Linked DNA regions of Homo sapiens: region 1 is linked to region 2. A link is a loop called in an ENCODE intact Hi-C map of the cell type or tissue named here. Cell type or tissue: A673. All regions are shown on one strand. Each heading gives the region's core, and the rest is flanking DNA. Links, peaks and the distances in the headings are about the cores only. Region 1 overlaps FECH (ferrochelatase). Region 2 overlaps NEDD4L (NEDD4 like E3 ubiquitin protein ligase).

What was found. Peaks named below come from ENCODE experiments on the same cell type or tissue, not always from the same donor. Only the 100,000 strongest peaks of a DNase experiment are listed, where the experiment ranks them.
Region 1: it touches region 2 in a loop (5-fold over the local background); 7 of 110 quality-filtered maps call a loop at or near these places.

Annotation. Positions count from the first base shown.
Region 1 is chr18:57,553,729-57,561,728 of GRCh38, forward strand. It overlaps FECH (ferrochelatase), which reads right to left. Exons shown (of 11, transcript NM_000140.5): 7 at 5,417-5,515; 8 at 1,117-1,224; 9 at 532-696. Among named protein-coding and RNA genes, the nearest start is that of FECH, 29 kb to the right of the region's middle. In A673, for the core only: a CTCF peak has its summit at 4,324 (motif pointing right); a DNase peak (open chromatin) is centred at 4,343.
Region 2 is chr18:58,114,757-58,130,602 of GRCh38, forward strand. The region is part of intron 1 of NEDD4L (NEDD4 like E3 ubiquitin protein ligase); the gene reads left to right. Among named protein-coding and RNA genes, the nearest start is that of NEDD4L, 78 kb to the left of the region's middle. RefSeq lists an enhancer at 11,183-11,682. In A673, for the core only: a CTCF peak has its summit at 7,333 (motif pointing left); a DNase peak (open chromatin) is centred at 7,325.

The DNA of each region.
Region 1 (8,000 bases), core at 1-8,000, 560 kb before region 2:
TAAGTGAGTGCATAAAAGAGGTCAAGGAAATCACATCACACATTGCTTCCATGTTCATTTCACGCTCTTCTTTTAAATGACAATGACTCCTATATGCCTTGACACTCAACAAGAAGCCATGTAATAATAGCCCTGAGTAAAGGTCATGATTAGGCAAAGAAAAGAAATTATAAAACAATAAAATGTTTTCCTTTGGAATTAGTGAGAAGTACATTTCTTTTTTCTTAAAGAAATATAGTTGTTATTACTTTCGAGTAGCCCAGTAACTCAAACTAAACAAAATGATGTCAGCCACAGTGATCCCTGGGGCACCTGGTTTAAGGAAAGCACAGGTTTCCCCTCCCACTGCATGGAATTAACTCAATGTGTTGAGATTATTACTCAGATGAAGTATTATTCAGGAGAATGAGGACACCGTACATGCAAACAAATACAGTAAACAATATTTCTGAATGATACATTAGTTAGTTGCAGAAAAAATTTCCTTTTAAAACAAGTCATGATGGGAAAAAGGCAGATGGGTGCATTTACCTCCTTGGCTAAAACTTGAGAGTACTCGATGTCCAGCTCATACAGCGTTTCAATATGGTCACTGGTAAATGCTATCGGAACCAAGAGGATATTCTTCCTCCCCCTCTCACAAAGCCCTTTGATAGATTCGTCTGTTTGAGGACCCAACCAGGGCATTGGACCAACCTATGCGAAAGATAGACGAATGCGTAAGTGGACTATGCCTCCTGACGGTCTGTAGTACCCCTGTTTGCCCCCCTGGGCACACGCACTGCCCACTGCGGGCAAGAGCCACTCTTTACACCTGCTTGAATGGATTTTGATATTTTCACATGGAAACTTGAATCCTAGAAGTTGCCTCAATATAAATAAATAACAGTTTCTGTCATTGCAGCTAAAGGTAAAATATTAAACCAATGGAGCTCCACGAGTCACTTGATTTCCCCTTCTATCTTACTCGCTTGCAGAGTTCTTTCTGCCCATGGTGAGCAATCAGGTTATGGAAGAGCCTGACCATGTGTAAGAGCCAAATCTAACCATTTTATAACTCATAAAATAAATTTTACCAATAAGAGCTGGCCGCCCGCCAGTGTGGAAGCCACTTACCTTGGATTGCCACACCAGTCGGTAGGGGTTGCAGTACTCCAGCCTTTCCATGACTTTTTGGACAGTGGCGCTTACCTCCTGAGGATATGGGTCGCCTCTGTTGACCACCTGCAGCAGAGACACAATGGGTGTTCAGCCATTAACACTGGGAAGGCCCCGAGAGCCTCTGACTATGTGCTGACACAGTGTGAGCCCTGGAACAAAGCCCTCCCTTTCTGTCTCCTGCACCAATGATGATATGGTCTGAGTTCAATCACCAAACTTCCTTAGTTCCACTTCTTCATCAGCCAAAGAAAAACACCGCAGTCAATCATCTCTAAGGTCCCTAAGAGGGTGGAGAATTCCATGTTCCACGTTATTCATGGGGGACTCACAAGATCTAACTAAAGAGGATGGTTCTCTCTCCCTCATCCAATAGATGAAGAAGACACAGAAAAGCTGGGCAGGATGGGAACTTCTACCCTGGTGGTCATGTGTGTAGTTGATTTCACAACAGGAACTGAAACAGTGCTGCATGGACAATGTACAGAACTGCTGGATTTATGGTAAACCCTGGTGGAATTAGAGGAGGAAAGCAGCAGCACATCACTGCAGGTTACAGGCACCTCCAAGAGTGTGACCTGCACCTTCCACTTCCTCTCTCCCCACTCTTCCTGCAACAATGGACAACAGGCAAACACTTTGTGCACAGCAAATGTTTCATACATGATCCCTTGTTAATACCTTTGAAAATTTTCAATGCAAATTTTAATGCTTTAAATATTTACTGTGTACTGACTCCCTAGCCCTCACCTGGCTTTATTTTCTTCTATAACATATATTGCCTGCTAATCTACCATACCATTTTCATATGTATTATGTTTATTATCTTTTCTCCCTACTCTCTGCAAACAAAGATTTTTCTCTGTTTTCTTCATTCCCATATCCTATGATATGGCTGGAAACAGTGCCTGGAATATAGCAGGTGCTCAATAAATATTGGTGAAATGAAATATACTGATAGATGGGGCGCAGTGGCTCACGCCTGTAATCCCAGCACTTTGGGAGGCTGAGGTGGGCTGATCGCCTGAGGTCAGGAGTTCGAGACCAGCCTCACCAACATGGTGAAACCCTGTCTGTACTAAAAATACAAAAATGAGCCTGGTGTGGTGGCGCACACCTATAATTCCAGCTACTCAGGAGGCTGAGGCAGAAGAATCACTTGAACTCAGGAGGCGGAAGCTGCAGTGAGCCGAGATTGCACCAGTGCACTCCAGCCTGGGTGACAGAGCAAGACTCCATCTCGAAAACAAAAAATTATATATATATACTGACAAATTATTTTATGATTATTACTACTGGTCTGTTTAAAAGCCATGGGAGGCATAAATGTAGATGGAATGAAGGAAACACAAAGTTGCCATTAGGACAGCAATGTGGTAATTACTACAAACACGATCTACCCATGGATGCTAGGAAATAACAAAATCTCTGTATTGTCTTAAAGTATCTCCTCCAAGATATTTTTAATTACAAAGAGAAAAATAGTAATTTTAGGATGGATCAACACAGCAGACACACCCTTAAACAAGTGGCCAGGGATCACATCACCAGTAGAAAAGCACGCTGGCATCACAGACCCCCGGGTGTGAGGCACAGAGCAGGGCCCCGCACCCCTGTGGGTTCTTGCCAATGATGCATCACCGCAACCTAATCATGAGAAAACTTCAGACGAACCCAGATGGAGGGACGCACCAGAAAACAACTGACATCCTAAAAATGACTCCTCAGAAATATCAACGTGTGGTGGGGCGTGGCGCCTCACACCTACAATCTCAGCGCTTTGGGAGGCTGAGGTGGGTGGATCACCTGGGCCCAGGAGGTCGAGACCAGACTGGGCAACATGGTGAAACCCTGTCTCTTCAAAAAATACAAATATTAGCTGGGTGTGGTGGTGTGCACCTGTAGTCCCAGTCACTCGGGAGGCTGAGGTGAGAGGCTCACCCAAGTCTGGTAGGTCGAGGCTGCAGTGAGTCGTGACTGCACCACAGCACACCAGCCTGAGTGACAGAGTGAGACCCTGTCTCAAAAAAAAAAAAAAAAAAAAAAAAAAGTCAAGCTGATGAAAGACAAGCCAAGTATCAGGACTGTCACAGATTGGAGGATGCTGAGGAAACCCCACAGCCACACACAGTGTGGGACCCTGGACTGGGTCCTGGGAGAGAAAAAGGACATTTTTGGAAACACAAGTGGCATCCACATGAAGCCTGGAGTGCAGTTAATAGTATTGTACCAGCGCTGGTTTCTCAGCGTTGGTAACTGTACAGTGGTTGTGTAAGATGTTAACACTGGGAGAGGCTGAGTAGAGGGTATATGTACTCTTTTAACTCTGTACTCTTTTAATCAGTTTTCTGTAAGTCTAAAAATTTCTTCAAAATAAAGTTTAAAAAGTTGTCAGAAGGGAACGCAGGGGAAGAGAAGAGTGTGCTAGATCAGTGTTCTTTCTCAACTCTCCAATGTCCTCCCCATACCTGACTTATCCTTATGACACTGTGGCATTTCCCGGTCCCACAAGGACGCTCCAGCAGCCAAACCTGGAAGCAGCGTGCTCCGTCCCCAGGTGAAAGAATAAGGAAGTGAGGCCACGGTCAGAGGAGGCAAGGCAGCACCGGAATCCCCACATACAAAAATGGGTTTCAGCCAGGCACGGTGGCTCATGCCTGTGATCCCAGCACTTTGGGAGGCCAAGGTGAGTGGCTCACTTGAGGTTGAGACCAACCTGGGCAACATGGGGAAACCCCGTCTCTACTAAAAATACAAAAAATTAGCCAGGCGTGGTTGCGTGTGCCTGTGGTCCCAGGTACTCAAGAGGCTGTGGCAGGAGAATCGCTTGAACCCAGGAGGTGGAGGCTACGGTGAGCTGTGATCGCATCACTGCACTCCAGCCTGGGCAACAGAGCAAGACCCGTCTCAAAAAAAAAGCAAAGCAAATGTGTTTGCTCCAGGCTGGTTCAAGGGCTTCCCTTCTGGCATCTCAGGCGAGGTCTCACCTTACATAGGATGAAGTGGCAGGAGGATGGACATGTGAAAAGGATTGCATGACACCAGAAAAGGAAAAGCAAACCCATTAAAATAGGCAGGCTTCCAGAAGAGAGGAATTTATCTTCAGAGCCTCCTACCGTCCACACGAGGCCCAGCAGAGACGATGAGTGGAAAATCTGCAGAGGCTTGGCCCTAGTAGCCACCAGGGGGCGGTAAGGCCCAGTTACAAGAGTGGCCCAGACACTGAGGCTGACTCCATTCCCGACATTGTTAAAACCTCAATCACCCCTGTGAAGATGTAATTATCCACCTCTCTGGGTTGGAAAGCACTGGTTTTAGGATAGAATGCTAGTTCTGAGCAGATGAAACTGGTTGCTTATTCCAAGCGCTTCTATATATCATACAGTACACTAGCTTGATCATTCTTGTTTCCAACAATACAACAGCTATGGCACAGATTGTAGCATCTGGATGAATAGCCTAGTGTAATATGATGAACTAAGGAACAGCCAGATCCCAACTTGATCCTCTATATTCACTTGCAAAAATGTGGTCCTGAGTCTTAGCAAACTGCAATGGCTGCCTAACAAGTCCTGAGGACAAAAGCATGGGATTGAGAGCGCTTGTCTGAATGGAGACCCCCCCACTCAACACACAGAAACATCAAGCTGAGCTCTGCTGACAGGGCAGGCAAAAGCAGCCTTCTCTTAACTGTCCCACTTATTAGAAAGTCTTATATATATCTTCAAGTTATCATTTTAAAGAAAAGAGGAGCTGGGTGTGGTGGCTCACACCTGAAATCCCAGTACTTTGGGAGGCCTGGGCGGGTGGATCACCTAAGGTCAGGAGTTTGAGACCAGCCTGGCCAACATGGTGAAACCCAGTCTCTACTAAAAATACAAAAAATTAGCCAGGCATGGTGGTGGGTGCCTGTAATCCCAGCTACTTGGGAGGCTGAGGCAAGAGAACTGCTTGAGCCCATGAGGTGGAGGTTGCAGTGAGCCGAGACTGCACCATTGCACTCCAGCCTGGGTGACACAGCAAGACTCTGTTTCAAAAAAAAGAAAAGAGGAAAAGATCTATTTACAACATTATAATTTGAATTCATTGTTACGAGGTTTTAAGAAGTGAGGCTAGTTAGCACCAAGTCTGAGATTTGAGAATTCATTCTTGCACTGGGCTTAGGACATAATGGAAGCTGGACCCATTTTACACATTTAGAAAATGAAATCACCCAATCCTCTATCACTAGGTCATCCCAGAAAATGTTCTTACTTACAGACATGGGCAGTGAGTGAGCAGAAAACAGAATGACCACCTCGCTTCTCTTCTCAAGTGGAAAATGGTCCAGTTCCTTTAGAATATGATCTGCAAAGCACTGAGTGAGTAACAAGAAAGGAGGATAAAGAGGAAGGGAAGAAAGAAATGGAAGGAAAAAGAAAATAATTTTAAAATGAAGCCTACACCAAAAATCTCAGAGCAACCCTCAAAAATCCGAACTCTCTTTTTTAAAAAATTGCAAACAGTCCAGCCTCTCAGCATTGGTTTATCATCAAAATGGATCATAACAGTTTCAGGGGCCTAGGGAATTTGCTGGGAAACTTCTAAAGCTCGCTAATGGCTCACTGCAAATGCGCGCTGTGGATCTGCTTCCCCTCGGGAAGGACAGGGCACACTTCCAGATGGAAAGGAAACACAGATGGGAAGGAGTTGTTTTAAGACCTCTCATTTGCTCCGTTAGCAGGAAAACAGCTTACAGGGTCTTTCTAAAGCCTCCTTAGTTTGGCTTTCAGGCATACCACATTAAATACATTAGTCAGGAATAGTAGGGAAATAAGAAAATACTGCTCTATTTTTATAACAGTTTCTTCTGAGCCTCATATCCCCATCAAGTCAATTTTTATAAAAACCTTCACAACAACAGATGACAGGTGATACACACCCATTAAATTCACAGAGCCGGGAAAGATGTGGTAAACTTAGGGGCCCATTCAGTCACATCTGTGGAACTTGAGAAAGAACATGGTTCCTGCCTCCCCCTCCAAATCTCTGTCCACCAGACCAGGGAGCTCCCTTCGTCTAGCCGGCACTTTGATTCACGTCGATAGGTGCTGAAATACCAGAACTGAAGGGGCTTTCTTTCGTCTTATACTTTAATCATTCTCTGTCATTTAGCTTATAAAAAAATGCTACAAAAGACACAAATGGGTCAACTGACAAAATCAGAATATGAATGTAAATTAAGTAAAAGTTTAAATATTGACGTTAAATTTACTGAAGTTGAATGTTGTATTGTGGTTATGTAAGAGAATATTCCTGATTTTAGAAAACACACTTAAGTGTTTAGGTGTAGAGGATGGTGATATATGCATAACTTATTCTCAAATGGGTCAGAAAAAGAAATCATGTTTATACAAACACAGACACACACACATACATACACACACACGGGGCGTGTAAATGATAAAGCAAGTGGGATATACATGTTAATAACACATCAATAGGCCAGACGCAGTGGCTCACGCCAGTAATCCCAGCACTTTGGGAGGCCAAGGTTGGACGACTGCTGGAGCCCAGAAGTTCAAGACTAGCCTGAGCAACATGGAAAGACCTAATCTCCACAACATTTTTAAAAATTAGCAGGGTGTGATGGCACCTGCCTGTGGTCCCAGCTACTCAGCAGGCTGAGGCGGGAGGATCACCTGGGCCCAGAAGGTTAAGGTTGCAGTGAGCTATGATCGTTCCACTCAACTCCAGCCTGGGCAACAGAGTGAAACCCTGCCTCAAAATAATAATAATACAGTAATATAGGTAAAAGAGTAGATGAGAGTTCCTTATACTATTCTTAATCTTGTAACTTTTCTGCATATCTAAAATTATTTCTAAATGGTCCTTTGTAACTTTTTAAAAATTATAAAGGACAATTTATCAGAAACATGTAAATCTGCACTTGTTGGTATTTTGATACATCAGTGGTCAGTGAAAACTATGGGATAAGCAAACTATTCCCTAATAAATATTGAGATATTATTAATCTTTCCAGAACTCTCAAAATTTGGTAAATAAATATCCTAAGGCATAAAATGGTACCTAAAGTTAAGTTCCCTTTTCAGAATTTATAATGTAAATTCTCAGCAAATGTGACAGGATTAGATACAAACGAAACCAATATTTTCTGGTCTTTGCAGTGTTTGGAAACTAAAGATGCTCAGAAAGGATTATTTTTGGACCTCAGCCTAGATAAGGAGGCCCACTGCAAGGTTTATACAGGAGCCTAGAAGATAAATTTGCTCCAATTAACCCAACAGCTAAATAAATACCAATATTAGAGAAAACAGTAATAAAATGGCTATTTGGAGCAATTACTACCTATGCCAAGCAGAAATGTGGATTCAAAACAGAATTTGTAGTTTTAAACTATATTTTTCATTTTAGTTTAGGGTTTTGTTTTCTGGTTTCCAAAAATGTCATATCGTATCCAAAGCCTAGTGTTTTTCTTTTCTCGGCTTGCAAAGCTGCAAGTAAAAACACAAATCATATGGCTTGCAACAGCCTCTAAGCCATCTTCAAAACTGAGGCGCCATGGGCAAGGAGAAGTGCTATTTAAATCACCTAAAACCCATCTGCGGTATTTTCTACTCCCAACCTCTCTGCAGAATGAAAGAGGCACCGAGCCTCTCAGAGCCTTCAATCACACCATCTAGGAGGGCAGATAAATGCCTCTAAAATTCCCTTTCATTTTATGAACAGAGACTTCCTCAGTTAAGAGACCTTTCCATCGTTTTGCTTCCCTCCTTTTCAAAGGGCTGAATTTTAATGCAAATCTAATTACTCACTTGATCAGGGCAGGCAGATGCTGTGCA
Region 2 (15,846 bases), core at 3,648-11,647:
GGATCCCCTTGCCTTTCCCAGTTTCTGCAGGACATCTAGCAGCCTCAGCTCATTGTCCCCTCCCTGCGTTTGCAAAGCCAGCAGAGTAGCATCTCTGTGGCCATTCCCACATGGTCACATCTCCTCCTGGGATGCTCTCCTTCTGCCTCCCTTTGCACTTTCAGGAGCCCTTGTGATTCCATTGTGTCCATCTGGATAATCCAGGATAATCTCCCTATTTTAAGGTCTGCTGATTAGCAACTTTAATTCCATCTGCAGCCTTAATCCCCCTTTTCTGTGTAAGCTGACCTAGTCACAGGTTCTGGGGATTAGGACTCGCGCATCTTGGGGGACCGTCATTCCACCTGCGGCAGTGGTAGGCTAAACCTTAGGCGTCTGATATTGTGAACCTGGCTCACTGGCCTTTGTCTTCTTGCCGACTCCTATTGGTATTTGCCTGAGATGTTTTTCTTTTCTTTTTCATTCTTTTTTCTTTTCTTTCTTTCTTTCTTTTTTTTTTTTTTTTCTGGTTCTGGGCCCACAGTAGGTGCCTTAGAATCATGCAGTCCAGTTGCCTTCTGGGAATCCATTGTAGTAAGTGGTAGAGGTTTTTAAAGCAGTCCTAGGGGAGATGCAATTCCCTGCTTACATTCAAGTTTTTCGGGAAGACAAGTCTGTTTAGGAAACATAGGAGGTTAGTTGCATTTTCCTCATTAATGCAGGATATTAAAATATTCAGAGGGAACCCAGGAGTCCTCTCAAGATGAGTTTAAATTTCTCATACTTGTAGAAGTTGTTGAGAAATACTGGATTCTAATTTCCAGAACTCTGGTGGGGAAGGAGACTGTGAACCTGGTCTGAATTGAGAATGGGGATTGAGGATTTTTGGACTTTTGAAAGATTGACTTACTCTCTCCCGTTAGTTCTGTTGAACTGCTGCCTAAATGGAGGGAATGTGCATCCTCTCTTGTGTTGCGTGGCAATGCCGTGGGGACACTTGGGACATGAGCAAAACGTTGACAGAGGGGAGCACTTCCCGGAATATTATTAATACAGAGTTAGTTTTAACTTCACCTTTTGGGCAAACTTGACATTATAGATCTTGAAATAGGATTATTTTTCCCTTGCTAAGAGGTTAGCAAAATCAGTACAGTGTGTCTCTTTGACAGGCCCTAGAAAGCACTCTACGTTTGTTAACTTTAAATTTGGGTTGGAAATTGATGTTATTGGAGGAGCAAGGCGTGTTTAGGCCTGATGATTTTTGGATAGCTTGACCAAACCCGGTACAGCCAACTTTCCCCCAAAACTACTGTGTCCTTCTCAGTGGTTCCTGTGCCTGCACAGGGACCCAGCGCACACCCCAGTGTGCCTCTTTGGGCTCTGGCTAACTTAGGCTGACATCCTGATAGAACGCAGTGACCACCTGGTCATTTGATTACAGCGCTTCTTCCAGACAGCACGCTCAGAATTGCGTTTCTTACTTCCAGTCTTCTTGCCCTGTAAGCATTTTCTGTGAGTCACCAAATCAACCACAAAATCATTTAATTTTATGGAAGTGGAAAATCAGACTTATTAAAATACTGTGTTTTTGTTTTAAAGCTCAGAGGTATAGAGATCCATGAATTTTTTTCCATGCCTTCTCATAATGTGGTTTTGGTTTAGCTGCGGTTCTTCCAGGCGCAGATGTCAGCCCTCTGCAGATCTGCTGCATCAGAGTTTATGGCCTGGGTCTTAGGAATTTGCAATTTAAAATAACCCCTTCAGGTGCATCTAATGCAGCCTAAATTTGGGGCCAGCTCATGGGTTGTAAACTGTACTGCCCTATACAATAGTAGCACAGTTCTAAGCTCAAGGGACTCAAGGGGGTCCAGTAAGTACAGTTCACCAGAGAAATAACAAAAGCATTTGCAGAGGGAGACCAGAGCATCACCTTTGTTAGGGCAAAGGCTTAACATAGAGGAATGTGGCTTCTATGTCCAGGCCAGTGGGCTTCCTAACACAGAACATGGAATTAGGCAGACTTAACATCCCCCATGCCCACCCTGGTGAGTGCCAGCATGGGCTTGAGCTGCTCTTCACACTGATGGTCCATCCTTTGGACTGATCTCCTTGTGAAGGATACAATACAGCAAGGAGCGGGGGCTTGGCTTGGCACAGCCAGTTCTTTACCCAAACTCCTGCCAACGCTGGCCCTTCTTTCTTACCCTGGTTGGAGTGTGTGAGGGTGGGAGAGGCAGGAGGAATATGCTGGACAGAGCTTCTTCCATCTAGAAGGGAATTTCAGGAGTAAGAAAGCGGCAGCTCTTAACATACCTGGGAGAAAGCAAGTGCTTAGTAAACAGTTGAGGAATGAACTAAGAATTTTCAGACAGATTTTCCTCTTCTGGAGCATTTGCAGAACCGCCTCTTTGCTCAAGTGCTTTGTTTTTTACAGATTCATTTAAGGTCATGGTTCCAGACACTAATGTAAATCAGCACATATATTATTGAAGAAGTAGAATACCTCCAGGCCCAGTTGCCTTGGAGCAGGAAAAACAGTTCATCCTCATTACCATCCAGAATAATTTATGTTCAAGATAATACACAATCAATTTACTTTTTATCATATTCGAATTTGATTTGTGTACACTTTTGAGTTTGGATGTCAGCCACATTGCTTCTGTGTGTTAATCTTTATTTACGGGAATAAATGGGAAGCAGTCAGCCATTTTTTATTCTTTATTGGGGAACTGCATTATAGTGGAAAAGGTAAAATTATAAGCTAATGAGACCAGAGGTCTGTATGTATGAAAACCATCCTCATCGCTTCACAGTTGTCTTTGAACCAGTTTCCCTGGGATTGTTCGAAATGTAGCAAACGTGGCTCACGGTTACCCTGACGGGGCCAGAGCAATAGGGGGAGGTGTGGGCACCTGTATACATTTGCGTTGAAAAACGTACCCGGGCTATTCTGAGGTCCTTTCCTGCCCCCAGCCTGGTTTCTGGGCCTCTCTGGAGTCTCTCTTTCTGGCACTTGTGTTCTGGAATCGCTTATCAGCCTGGACTCCTTCAGCAGCAGCTGCCACAGTGTCTTTGTAGTCACACTACACACCTATATACTCCATGACATGGAGTGTATAGAATGTTTCCCGTCTTCCTCGTCAGTGCTGCCAGGAGAAGCTTCCCCTCTCCTAACCTCTGGATAGTGGCTGGCTCTGCTTTATTCAGGCATTGCTTTCATTTTTTAGAACAGCTGCTCCAGTATGCTTAGTGTGAATGACAGCCCAGCAGAAAGAATGGACTTGACACTGGAGACTGCACCACTCCACATTTCTTTGTCCCCTCAAGATGACTTAACTAGCTCCCTTCCCTTTTCCTTCATGCAATAGCCTCAGAAGTTCGGCTGGCATTGCCAAGTTGTTAGAGTGAACCTTAACCTGTGTATGACTCAGAATTCACATCTGCTGTGTCAGTGAACACACAGATCTCTTTGTGAACACATGGTTATCAAGAGGCACATGCTCTTACGTATCCTGCCGGATTCTGGTAAGGCGCTGCTTGCGCAGTAAGCACTTGTCAGGTGCTTATGATGCCTGTGACGTGAGGCTGTGGATGCAGAATTTGTGGTCTGAACATTTTTGAGTAGATAAAAATGGAAACTGAAATTGGTGAAGCAGACTTGTGGCTTTTCCTACTTTCTCATCTCTTTTATGGATATAACTAGAAGCTCTGCTTCATCAATGAGTGTGTTAAAACAATTTGTTTACAAAATCCTATTTATTAAAATAAAAATCTGAAAGAACTGCGCTGCTGCTTTTCAGTGCTCGCCACTCTAGGAACCTGTATTCCTCCTCTTGTTCATCCTCCCTTTTCTTCTTTTTTGTTTTGTTGTTGTTTGTGTGTATGTATGTGTCTGTGTGTGTGTGGCGGGGTGGTGGGGGCGGTGTTGCCAAATCTTTTGCACTGAATCTTTGAAGATGTCCTGAAATACTTACCAAATCACTAGAGCGAAGAGAAGCCCATCTGATTTCTTCATCTCCCAGCTGAGGAAGGACACACTTTCTCCCACTCTCCAGTGAAGGCCCCTGTGTCCTGTGGGTGGGGGAGCTGACATCACACTCAGTGCTGACATTTCTTGTTCCCTGGGTGGGCGCTGATTCCAGATCCTCTTCAGCCCCCCAAGCGGAACTGGGTTTCTCTTGAAGGTCCTAACCTCAGCTCACACCACCTGCTACTACCTTTCTGGGTCTTGGATTTTGTTGTTACCCAGGCCCGGGGTCATCCCAAAGGCTCTTGATAGCCCTGTGGCTGTGCTTGCTAATACACTGTCCTCATCTTTTGTCAGCGAAGTAAATCCAATAATGTTTCCTTCTCTTTAATCCAAGCCAGTCTTCATTGAAAACACTTCACCTCTAAGCTCTCAGGCTCTGCAGTCTGCCCTCTCCAACCTTACCCCTCATGCCCCACCTTCCCTTTGTCCCCATCTTTCCCTTCTGTTCCAGTCATTCTCATGGGCCATGGAGAGTGGAAGCCTGGGAGGGCTTTGCCAAAGTCCAGTTGCCTGCTCACTTTCCTAAGGGCCAGAGCAATGGGGGAGGTGGGGGAGGTGTGGGCACCTGTATACATTTGTGTTGAAAAAGGTACCCAGGCTATTCTGAGGTCCTTTTCTGCCCCCAGCCTGGTTTCTGGGCCTCCCTGGAGTCTCTCTTTCTGGCATTTGTGTTCTGGAATCGCTTATCAGCCTGGACTCCTTCATCAGCAGCTGCCACAGTGTCTTTGCAGTCACACTACACACCTTTACCCCGATCCACTGACCTGCTGTCCCGGATGGCCCTGGTGTGTTCTCTCTGTTCCTAGCCGCAGAAATTGCTGGTGAATGTCACCAAGCTAAGCGGTGTAGCTTTATAACAAGTGGATTCAGCCAGCTGGGACTGGACGACTGAGAGTTTGCAGCCCCTGCTGGACCCTGTGTAACTGTCCAGTTCGCCTAGCTATTGGTTTGGCCCAGTGGTTTTCAATTTTGGCTGCACATCAGAATCACCTGGGGGAGGTTTAAAACCCTACCTCTGCCCCCATGCCCTGGGGTTCACACCCAGAAATGCTGACTTCATTGGTCGGGGGCTGGCAGGCCTGGACATTGGCGGTTTGCTTAGAAGCTGCCCGGGTGGTTCTCATAGCAGCCAGGGTCAAGCACCACGGCCTGTTCTTACCTGGCTCCCCAGGCCCCCTTTAATCTCCCTCTGCAGCAGATTGGCACACATCGCATTGTGGAGCAAGCCATCTGATAATTTTCCTTAATCGTCTTTGAAGATCTTCCCTCTGCCTGTTGATCCTTTAAGGAAGAAGTCTCCTTGCCAGGATCGGCCTCTCCAGTCTCTGGATCCCTTCTTGCTTGCTCTCTTCAGAACCCATGAAACCTCTCTGGCTGCCTTGACGTCAGCCAGATTGGACTGCCCAAATAGAAAGGCAGAAATCCCTGTCGAGGCCAGACAGCAAGGATGGAGAGAGGCAGGGGGTGAAATGAAACACACCAGGAGGAGTAAAGACAAGGCCTTCTGATGTCAGCCAAGAGCAGGTGTGGATTAGGCAGTCCTAAGTTTGAGTCCTGGTTCTGCTATTCATTGGCCAATTGTATTCTCCCTCCCTCTACGATGAGGTTAATTACAGTTACCTCACTGGGATTTGTGAGGATGGAATGAGGTAACAAAACATAAAATACTATCAGTACAATGCCCAGCTCATAATGAGTATGCAGCAAATGTTCACCCTTTAAAAAATGCCACGGCCGGGCGTGGTGGCTCGCGCCTGTAATCCCAGCACGTTGGGAGGCTGAGGCGGGCGGATCACGAGGTCAGGAGATCGAGACCATCCTGGCTAACACAGTGAAACCCCGTCTCTACTAAAAATACAAAAAAATTAGCCAGGCGTGGTGGCGGGAGCCTGTAGTCCCAGCTACTCGGGAGGTTGAGGCAGGAGAATGGCATGAACCTGGGAGGCGGAGCTTGCGGTGAGCCGAGATCACGCCACTGCACTCCAACCTGGGTGACAGAGCAAGACTCCATCTCAAAAAAAAGAAAAAAAGTCCCTTTCTACCTTCAAATTCAGGAAAATTTTCTTTAGTCCAACAGATGTAATCCCCCCCTCACTCCCCCATCCCCACTGGTATCTTTATGTACTCAGGTGACTATTACCATATTCTGCTTGGACTGTTTTTATACATTGCAGATAATTTGAAGATATGGACTTAGGTAGGTTTTTAGATTTATAATAATTAAGTGATGTTTTTCTATCAAGTGATGAAAGTTTCAACAGATATTTGTTAAAATTTAATTTAGCCAAAGGAAGACATGCCATTTCAGCAATGTGATCTAAGTAAAAGTGTCTTCTCTTTTTTTTGGTGGGGAGAACAGAGTGTAGAATGATATTAGTAAGATAGAGAATTGATGACCAAACCATAACTGCTAGCATTTTAGTAGAGGACACAACAGAGAAAGGATTCTCACGTGTGTTATTAGGATCTTGGATGAGAGTGGGCTGTTATTTTAACTTTGGCCCCTGTTGGAGCAAATTACTCTTTGGGGGCCCGGTTTTCCTCAGGAACTACCTACAGAATTCAGTGAGATAGATTTTAGAACCCTTCTGAATGCTGCTGGTTTGGAGATTCTGTCTGTAGCAAGTTTTGTTCAGTTGTTAATCTTTCTTTCTTTTCTTTCATTCTTTTTTTTTTTGACAGGGTCTCTCTATCACCCAGGCTGGAGCAGTGGTGTGGCCCTGGCTCACTGCAGGCTCAAGCGCTCCTTCCACTTCAACTGCCCAAGTAGTTAGAACCACAGGCGAGTTCCACTACAGCTGGCTAATTAACAAAAATTTTTTTTGTAGAGATGAGGTCTCACTGTGTTGCCCAGGCTGGTCTCAAACTCCTGGGCTCAAGTCATCATCCTGTGTTGGCTTTCGAAAGTGCTGGGATTGCAGGCATGAGCCACCACACCTGGCCAACTATATGTTTTCTATGTTTATTATATTTTCTGATTTGTAATGTATTTTAAAATTATCCCAATAATATATGAATGCAATCTTGAAAAATACTCAGCATAGCCTTTAGGCTAAAAAGTGGAGGTCTGCCATTTCTCTGCCTTGCCCCATTCCCTTCCCATGTCTTATTTTCCCTGTTACCAGGTTGGTGTGAAGCCTTTGAGACCTTTTTCTCTGCACACCCATATATGTGTTTTTTCTATGTTTTTATAGTATTGTTTCATTTAAAAAATAAACTAGGTTTTTGAACTTGAGAAATTTCAACTCGTTCTGCTCAGAGCTTTGTTTTATTAAAATCAGTGCCTGGGAGTTGCTCAAGTCTTTGGGCTGTGTCGCCCTCTAGTGGTAGCCCTTTGGCTTACAGCTGCCATTCAGCCCTAGGGCTGGGGTGGAAGTGATGGTTTTGTGCCCACAACCTGATGGCAGGGTTGGCAGTGTTTAGTTGCTGACAAGTGTCTAAAACTCAATCTAGGCCGGGTGCTGTGGCTCACGCCTGTAATCCCAGCACTTTGGGAGGCCAAGGCGGGTGGATCACCTGAGGTCAGGAGTTCGAGACCAGTCTGGCCAACACGGTGAAACCCCGTCTCTACTAAAAATACAAAAATTAGCCGGGTGTGGTGGCGGGCGCCTGTAATTCCAGCTACTCAGGAGGCTGAGGCAGGAGAATAGCTTGAACCCAGGAGGAGGTTCCAGTGAGCCGAAATTGCGCCATTGCACTCCAGCCTGGGCAACAAGAGCAAAATTCTGTCTAAAATAAAATAAAATAAAATAAAATATAAAAGTCTAGTGAGCCCTGGAGTGGTGTTTGCCTTGCTACCTCCAACTTGCCCTTTTTAAGAGACTTAAAATTTGTGGTAACTTTTCACATGATGTGTATTTAGATACTGCTGAGTTAATGAGGCTGCTATACCTGGCTGATTTATTGTTTGCTTTCAAAGCAGTTGTCAAGTGGTGTCCACCCATCCCACTGATGGATTTTTTTTCTTTTTTCTTTTTCTTTTTTTTTTGAGACAGAGTCTTGCTCTGTTGCCCAGACTGGAGTGCAATGGCATGATCTCGGCTCACTGCAGTGTCTGCCTCCCAAGTTCAAGCAATTCTCCTGCCTCAGCCCCCTGAGTAGGGATTACAGGTGTGTGCCACCACGCCTGGCTCATTTTTGTATTTTTAGCAGAGATGGAGTTTCACCATGATGGCCAGGCTAGTCTCGAACTCCTGACCTCAAGTGATCCACCCACTTCAGCCCCCCAGAGTGCTGGGATTACAGGTGTGAGCCACTGCACCTGGCCCCACTGACTGTTTATATCTGTTATACTGTTCTTGCCTCTGTGCCTTTTGGGTTCCCTGTCATGGCAGCATCCTTACATCCTCCACCACCTCTGAATGTTCCCGCACCTTCTCTTTCTAATGGAAGCCTGGCTGGCCCTTGAAGACACCGCCAACCCTGCTGGTCTCTTCACAGAGTATCCACCCAGCAACCTGGCCTGTCCATTCTTGACTTCTTCTGGTCCAGCTGCCTTTCTGTACCTCATTTTAGTGACCCTTTTTAGATCTCGTCCAGGTTAGCCTCTAGAACCCTGATCTCAGGCACCCCACTCTGCGATCTTCCGTTCCCAGCCTTCCCACTTGAAATCGTCTTGGAAATCCCGGGCTTTGCCAATCTGTGGACCCACCACCTTTTCACCCCCTTTCCGGTGCCCTCAGGGGACTTTGCTGTAGCCTGAACCTCATGGTCCCTTCCTGTAAACAGCCAAACTGCTTTGTACTCCCTGAGGAGACCCCCGCCCCGGTTGGACACCCCACCCTGGTTAAACCCACTTTCACAATTATTCCAAAACTGCCAACTGGACTTGCATCTCTTCAGATCGGCTGTCATCACTCATTGTATCAGGAATCTTATTACACTTTTGCAGCAGTTTCATCGGTTCAGAGAAAACTCTTTCATACCTTCTGCTCATCAGTTCTCCACACCTCCCATCATTCTCCTAGCTGATGACTTTGCTGCTTGTCTCATTGAGGAAAGAAGCCGTTCAGTCAGTGAGACCCCCTGTCTCGCCTCCACCTTTCCACCTGCTGCCGCGGAGGCTTCCCCAGCTCCTGTCTCACTCAGGCCCCTTGCCACTCTCAAGGCATCTTCTTCCTGCTTCCCAAGGATGTCACTCCTGCAGTTAACCCTTTTTCCTCCTGCATTATTCGTTTCTTCCTTTCTTCCGCATCCTTCCAAATAGCGTAAAAACAGGCCTTATGACGTTTCTCTTTAAAAATGTCCTTACCAGTGCCACGTCCCTCTTGGCCACTGCCCCTGTTGTGCCTCACTCCGTAGAAAGAAGTGACCTGTAGAGACTATATCCTGCCCTCTCCAGCGCCTGCCTTCCGATTGCCCCTTCCAGTCTAGTAACTGTGTCCATTCCTTCTCCAATGACCGGGTGACAAGCTGTCCCTTCTGAGAGTGCCAGAGGGTGTTCCCCGGGTGGGAGGCCGGATGTCAGTGCCAGCTGTGCTGTCCTGGGTGAGCCTGTGAGGGACCACATCTGGTCAGACTCGTGCATGGCCTGCCCTCATCTTCCTCCGCCTGCGGTGCCTTTGAGAGCATTGACTCCACTAAGCCCGATTTCTGTGTGGCATGTTGTCTGTTCCTCCCCGGCCTCCTCGATGGCTCCTCCTTGGTCTCCCTCTGGCTACTCCTCTGCTTCTCCGCCTCCAAGTGCTGCTCCAAGTGCCTTCTGTGCTCTGTCTCCATCCATCCCAAACCTTCCAACACTCTCTGTAAGTGGAATCTCACCTTGAGGCTGCCAGCCCAGCCTCCTCACCTCTGTGCTCCATCTTTAGAGAGTCACCTCTCTGTCTGGCATTCCCACTTGAGGACCAAGATGATTCTCAACCTTAACGTGGCCCACATGGAGCCGCTGCTCTTCCTGCCCAGATCTGCCTTCACCACCACATCCTGCCCACTGTCACTAAACGGCACCAGCTCTTACCTGGTTTCTCAGTAAAAAAACAAGTTTATCATCTTCCCTCACATACTTTATTCAATAATAATCACTAACATTTATTGAGTGCTTCCTATGTGCCTGACACCATTCTAAGCATTTGAAGAAGAGTGTATTAACCTGCATGAGGAAGGCTATTAAAACCTATGTAATTAATTAATTAATGGATGGATGTGTGGATGAATGAATGGCAGGGTCTTACACTGTCACCCAAGCTGGAGTGCAGTGGTCCAATCATAGCTCACTGCAGCGTCAGACTCCTGGGTTCAGGCAGTCCTCCCACCTCACCCTTTTGAGTAGCTGGGACTACAGGTGCTTGCCACCAGCTAATTTATTAAAAAACATTTTGAGAGATGGGGTTTCATGATGTTGCCAAAGCTGGTCTCGAACTCATGGCCTCAAGCGATCCTCCCACTTTGACTTATAGATTGTGGGGATTAGAGGTGTGAGGCATCGCGCCTGGCCTGTAATAACCTATTTGTGAATGAGAAAGGTCAGGCACAGAGAAGTTAAATAATTTGCTCACAGAAATTTCCTGTGTTGCAGCTGAGATTTAAATCCAAGCAATGTGTTTCTAAGCCTGGGCTCTTAACTGTAACACTGTCCTCTTCCCCCCACCAGGAGGGTGTGTGTGTGTGTGTGTGTGTGTGTGTGTTTCTGAATCTGACCAGTTGAGGCAGGCTTTCATGTCATTCTCTCTGGCCACCCCCTTCTTTGTTCACCTCCAGTCTTTGGAATAGTCAGAGCGATGTGTTCATGGTAGAAATGAAATCACATCAGGTCCTCAGTGGCCCATCACATTTAGAACTAAAGCTCACTCTTGCCTCATGCCTCTGAGCCCTTATATGATCTCGAGTCACCACCCCACTGCCAGCCTCTCCACTCTCTTCTCTGTGCCTCATGCAGCCCAGGAAATATAATTTGGACCGCAAATGCCAGCCACCTATGTACGGTAACTTTTCTAGTAGTCACATTAAAAAGAAAACAGGTGAAATGAATTTTAATGCATTTTAGTTAACTCATGATATCAAAAATATTTCAACATGTAATCAGTATTCACACAAAGATTAATCAAGTATTTAACAGTCTTTTCTTTTGATCCGGGGTCTTGGAAGTTTGACCTACCACCTCTCAATTTAGCCAGCCACATCTCCAGTACTTGGCAGCTGTTTGTGGCTACCTCATGGACAGGGCAGGTCCCGCCACCCGGGCATCCGTCTGCCTGGCGCACGCACCAAACGGGTTCCAGTCTGGGGAAGTTGGCATCTGCTGTTGTTACTTTTGGTCAGAACGCCCTTCGCCTGCATCCTCACGGGGCTGACTCCCTTTAGCCTTGAAGGGGACCGTTGCTCCGAGAGGCCTGAACACTCCAGCTGCAGCTTTCTCCCCAGTCATTATTGAGATCAAATTCACATCTCTTACAATTCACCCATTTAATGGGTGATGCAATGCGGTGGCTTTTAGTATATTCACACACATGTGCAGACATCACCATAGCCAATTTTAGAAAATTTTCATCAGCTGAAAGAGAAACCTTGTATCCTTTAGCTATGACTTTGTGATTCCCTGTTCCCCTGAGCCCCTGGAGAACCCTATCTTTCTGTCTCTGTAGGTGTGCTGATTCTGAATATTTTGCATAAACGGAATCATACTAGGGGGTCTTTTGCTTGGGACCCCTTTCACGTGGCGTGTTTCCACGGCCCATCCCGTGTGATAGCATGCATCAGTACTTCATTCCTTTTTATGGCAGATAATAGCCCATTGTATGGATATACCACCTGTTTTTTTAAAAAGTCCATTCATCAATTCATGAGCATTTGGTTTGTTTCTACTTTTTGGTAGAATGATGCTGCCATGAACACTTGTGTGCAGGTTTTTGTGTGGACATAGACTTAGGAATGGAATAACCATGGAGTTACGGTAACTCTACATTTAAGCATTTGAGAAGCTGCTGGCCTGTTTTTCATCTGCACCATTTGCATTCCCACCAGCATCAAGTGGGAGCTCCAGTCTCTCCATATCCTCCCCAGCAGTCGGTTACCCTTTTCTGTTGCCTCTGTAGCACTTTCTAAACATAAAATTAGCTTATTTCTTTGCAGGTGTCTATTGCACCCCCCAGGAATGTCAGTTCCCTGCAGACTCTCACTCTGCCTTGGCACCCGCACCCCAGCACCCAGGGGTGAGGTGCCTGCCTGGGCAGCCCTGTCCTCACCTGGGGTTGACTGACCAGAGAACCCTTGCGATTCTCTCTCTGGGTTTCTGTCTGCATTCCTGTCGGGATAGGTGAGACTGGGGTGACGGCTGCTCGCGGCTTGGTCACCTTCTTCTCTGCTTACCTGTTCATGCTCTCTTGCTTTTCTCTGATAGCAAACCCCGTCTCCTGTCATCCTCCCTCCTGGCGGACCAGAGCTATACTGGCCCATAAAGGAGTGCTGGCCACACCAGGCTAGATTCCAGTTGAGCTTAAATAAAACAAATAGAAAGGTCCTCCGTGGTATTAGCCATATTGTAGGTGCTCCGTAGACACATGCGGCTAGTGGCTGCCCACAGGACGCTGCAGATGTGGACGTCCCCGTCATCACAGGACGACATTCTGTGGGCAGCGCTGTATTTGTTTACAAACACAATTCTTTGGCTGTGTGAAGGTTCAGGATGATACCTTTGCCATTATGATTCATTTATTCATTTCAGGCTGGACACGGTGGCCCACACCTGTAATCTCCACACTGGGAGGCCGAGGCGGGAAGATCGCTTGAGGCCAGGAGTTTGGGACCAGCCTGGGCAACATGGCGAAACCTCACCTTTATTTAAAAAAAAAAAAATCGGCCGGGTGCGGTGGCTCACACCTGTGATCCCAGCACTTTGGGAGGCCGAGGCAGGCGGATCACGAGGTCAGGAGATTGAGACCATCCTGGCCTAACACAGTGAAACCCCATCTCTACTAAAAAATACCAAAAATTAGCTGGGCGTGGTGGCAGGTGCTTGTAGTCCCAGCTACTCAGGAGGCTGAGGCAGGAGAATGGTGTGAACACGGGAGGCGGAGTTTGCAGTGAGCGGACATAGTGCCACTGCACTCCAGCCTGGGCCACAGAGTGAGACTCCGTCTCAAAAAAAAAAAAAAAAAAAGAATCAACATTTATTTATTTATTATTTATTTTTTTGAGACAGAGTCCTGCTTTGTCACCGAGGCTGGCACGATCTTGGCTCACTGCAAACCCCACCTCCCAGTTCAAGTGATTCTTGTGCCTCAGCCCAGTGCCACCATGCCCGGCTAATTTTTTTGTTTTGTTTTGTTTTGTTTTGCTTTGCTTTCCTTTGTTTTGTTTTGTTTGAGACAGGGTCTCACTCTGTCGCCCAGGCTGGAGTGCGATGGCACGATCTCGGCTCACTGCAACCTCCACCTCCTGGGTTCTAGTGATTCTCCTGCCTCAGCCTCCCAAGTGGCTGGGACTACAGGCTCCCGCCACTGCACCCGGCTCATTTTTGTATTTTTAGTAGAGATGGGGTTTCACCACATTGGCCAGGCTGGTCTCTAACTCCTGGCCTCAGGTGATCCACCCGCCTCGGCCTCCCAGCGTGCTCATTTATTTATTTTAGCATCCCTTCTTGTGCCTGGTTGTAAAGTTCTTCTTATCCCAGGAAACTTAATAGGTCAAAGAACCCTCCCCTTGAGGCAGTTTGGATGGGGCTGGCTGGGAATTGGTATGTCCAGCTGCCCATATCGTGGCCTCTGAGTCAATTATACAGGCATCTCGGCAACTTGAAGTTTTGAGTCCCAAAACAACAGATTCCATAGCATAAACAGTGCAACGTAAATCCTGTCCCTTGTCCCTCTTCCATTGGATACCCTTGTTTATGTTCTCTCTGGCAACTGCCTGTAGCAGGGACGGATGCTGGAAATCCTGGCGGGGCCACGTCTTCTGTGCTTTGTAGGCAGCTATGGCTGGATGGTGCTTGCTGTTTCTGTGTGTAAATGTTGGGATTTTTAAAAGCCCTTCCCCGCTTAATGCGTTGTGGTTGAGCAGCACATTTAAATGCCTGAAGTGTAAGATGAAGTCTCTTGGATGTAGAGGGCAGTGGTGGTTTTTATTTTTCCTGGTTGAACTTGGCCTTTGGATTGCTGACTGCGAGCTCACGGTACTGTTAATGATTTTCTACCTACAGTCACCTGCTGTGCTGAGCACATCAAATACAGTGCGGTTAGTTCCAAGCTATGAAGCGCCTGTCACGCATGTATAACAGGCAGACCTCATTAGGAGGGGGCCTTGCATAGGGGTCACATTTTCCAGCATTTGTTTTCAAAATGGAAATCCAGATCACGCATTTGAGATTAAAATAAAAAAAGCGGCCTGTGCTTTATCATTTTCTTTAACTTACATGCCTGCTGGTCCAGCCCAGATTGCTGATAGAGGAAGCCCTGAGAAAGTTGCCCAGCCAGTTGCCCGTGCTTCAAGACACAAAGGGCTGACTGAGGCATCCGTGCCTACCCTTGGCTGCTGCTGCTCAGCCTGCTTGCATCTCGTCTGTTTTCAGTTATCAGTGGTGTGAGAAAAACACAACGGTGGATTCAGAAGGAGAAACCAAGTCATCTGCATTTGGCCTCAGTGTGTGGACTGTCCTGAAATTTGAGTACAGATGTGTTCATGTCCTGGGATTAGATAAAAAGAGAGGAAACACACAGTGAATTCTTATGGTCTGTCATTTCAGTTGGCCATCTTCTGCCCCTCTGTTCTGGAAGCTTCTCCACTAAAATAGAGCACCCAACTTGGTTTTCTACTTGCTTTCTGGCCCATCTTGAGTTGGAGGAATCATGTGTTTCAGAACTCTTGCTGGTGGTGGGTGGGAGATCAACAAATGATTTCATTAAGCTGTGTGTTCTTAATAAACTTTGGGAAGATTTGTCGCAGAGAAACTCAGATAGGGACCTTGTGATCTCAGCAGTCATGGGTTTATCTTGTCCACACGCGTGGCTTCATTGGGATTTGGTTGGTTGCGATCCAGCAGAACTGTGGCGGTGTTGGGCTCTGTTGGGGTTTGGTTGTGAGCGGAACTGTGGTGTTGGGCTCTGTTGGGGTTTGGTTGACTGTGATCTAGTGGAACTGTGGTGGTGTTGGGCTCTGTTGGGGTTTGGTTGACTGTGATCTAGTGGAACTGTGGCTGTGTTGGGCTCTGGAGTTTGGTTGTGATCTAGTGGAACTGTGGCGGTGTTGGGCTCTGTTGGGGTTTGGTTGACTGTGATCTAGTGGAACTGTGGCGGTGTTGGGCTCTGTTGGGGTTTGGTTGACTGTGATCTAGTTGAACTGTGGCTATGTTGGGCTCTGTTGGAATATGGCTGTGATCTAGTGGAACTGTGGCGGTGTTGGGCTCTGTTGGGGTTTGGTTGACTGTGATCTAGCGGAACTGTGGCTGTGTTGGGCTCTGTTGGAATTTGGCTGTGATCTAGCGGAACTGTGGCGGTGTTGGGCTCTGTTGGGGTTTGGTTGACTGTGATCTAGTGGAACTGTGGCTGTGTTGGGCTCTGGAGTTTGGTTGTGATCTAGTGGAACTGTGGCAGTGTTGGGCTCTGTTGGGGTTTGGTTGTGAGTGGAACTGTGGTGTCGGGCTCTGTTGGGGTTTGGTTGACTGTGATCTAGCGGAACTGTGGCTGTGTTGGGCTCTGTTGGGGTTTGGTTGACTGTGATCTAGCGGAACTGTGGCTGTGTTGGGCTCTGTTGGGGTTTGGTTGTGATCTAGCGGAACTGTGGCGGTGTTGGGCTCTGTTGGGGTTTGGTTGTGATCTAGCGGAACTGTGGCGGTGTTGGGCTCTGTTGGGGTTTGGTTGTGATCTAGCGGAACTGTGGCGGTGTTGGGCTCTGTTGGGGTTTGGTTG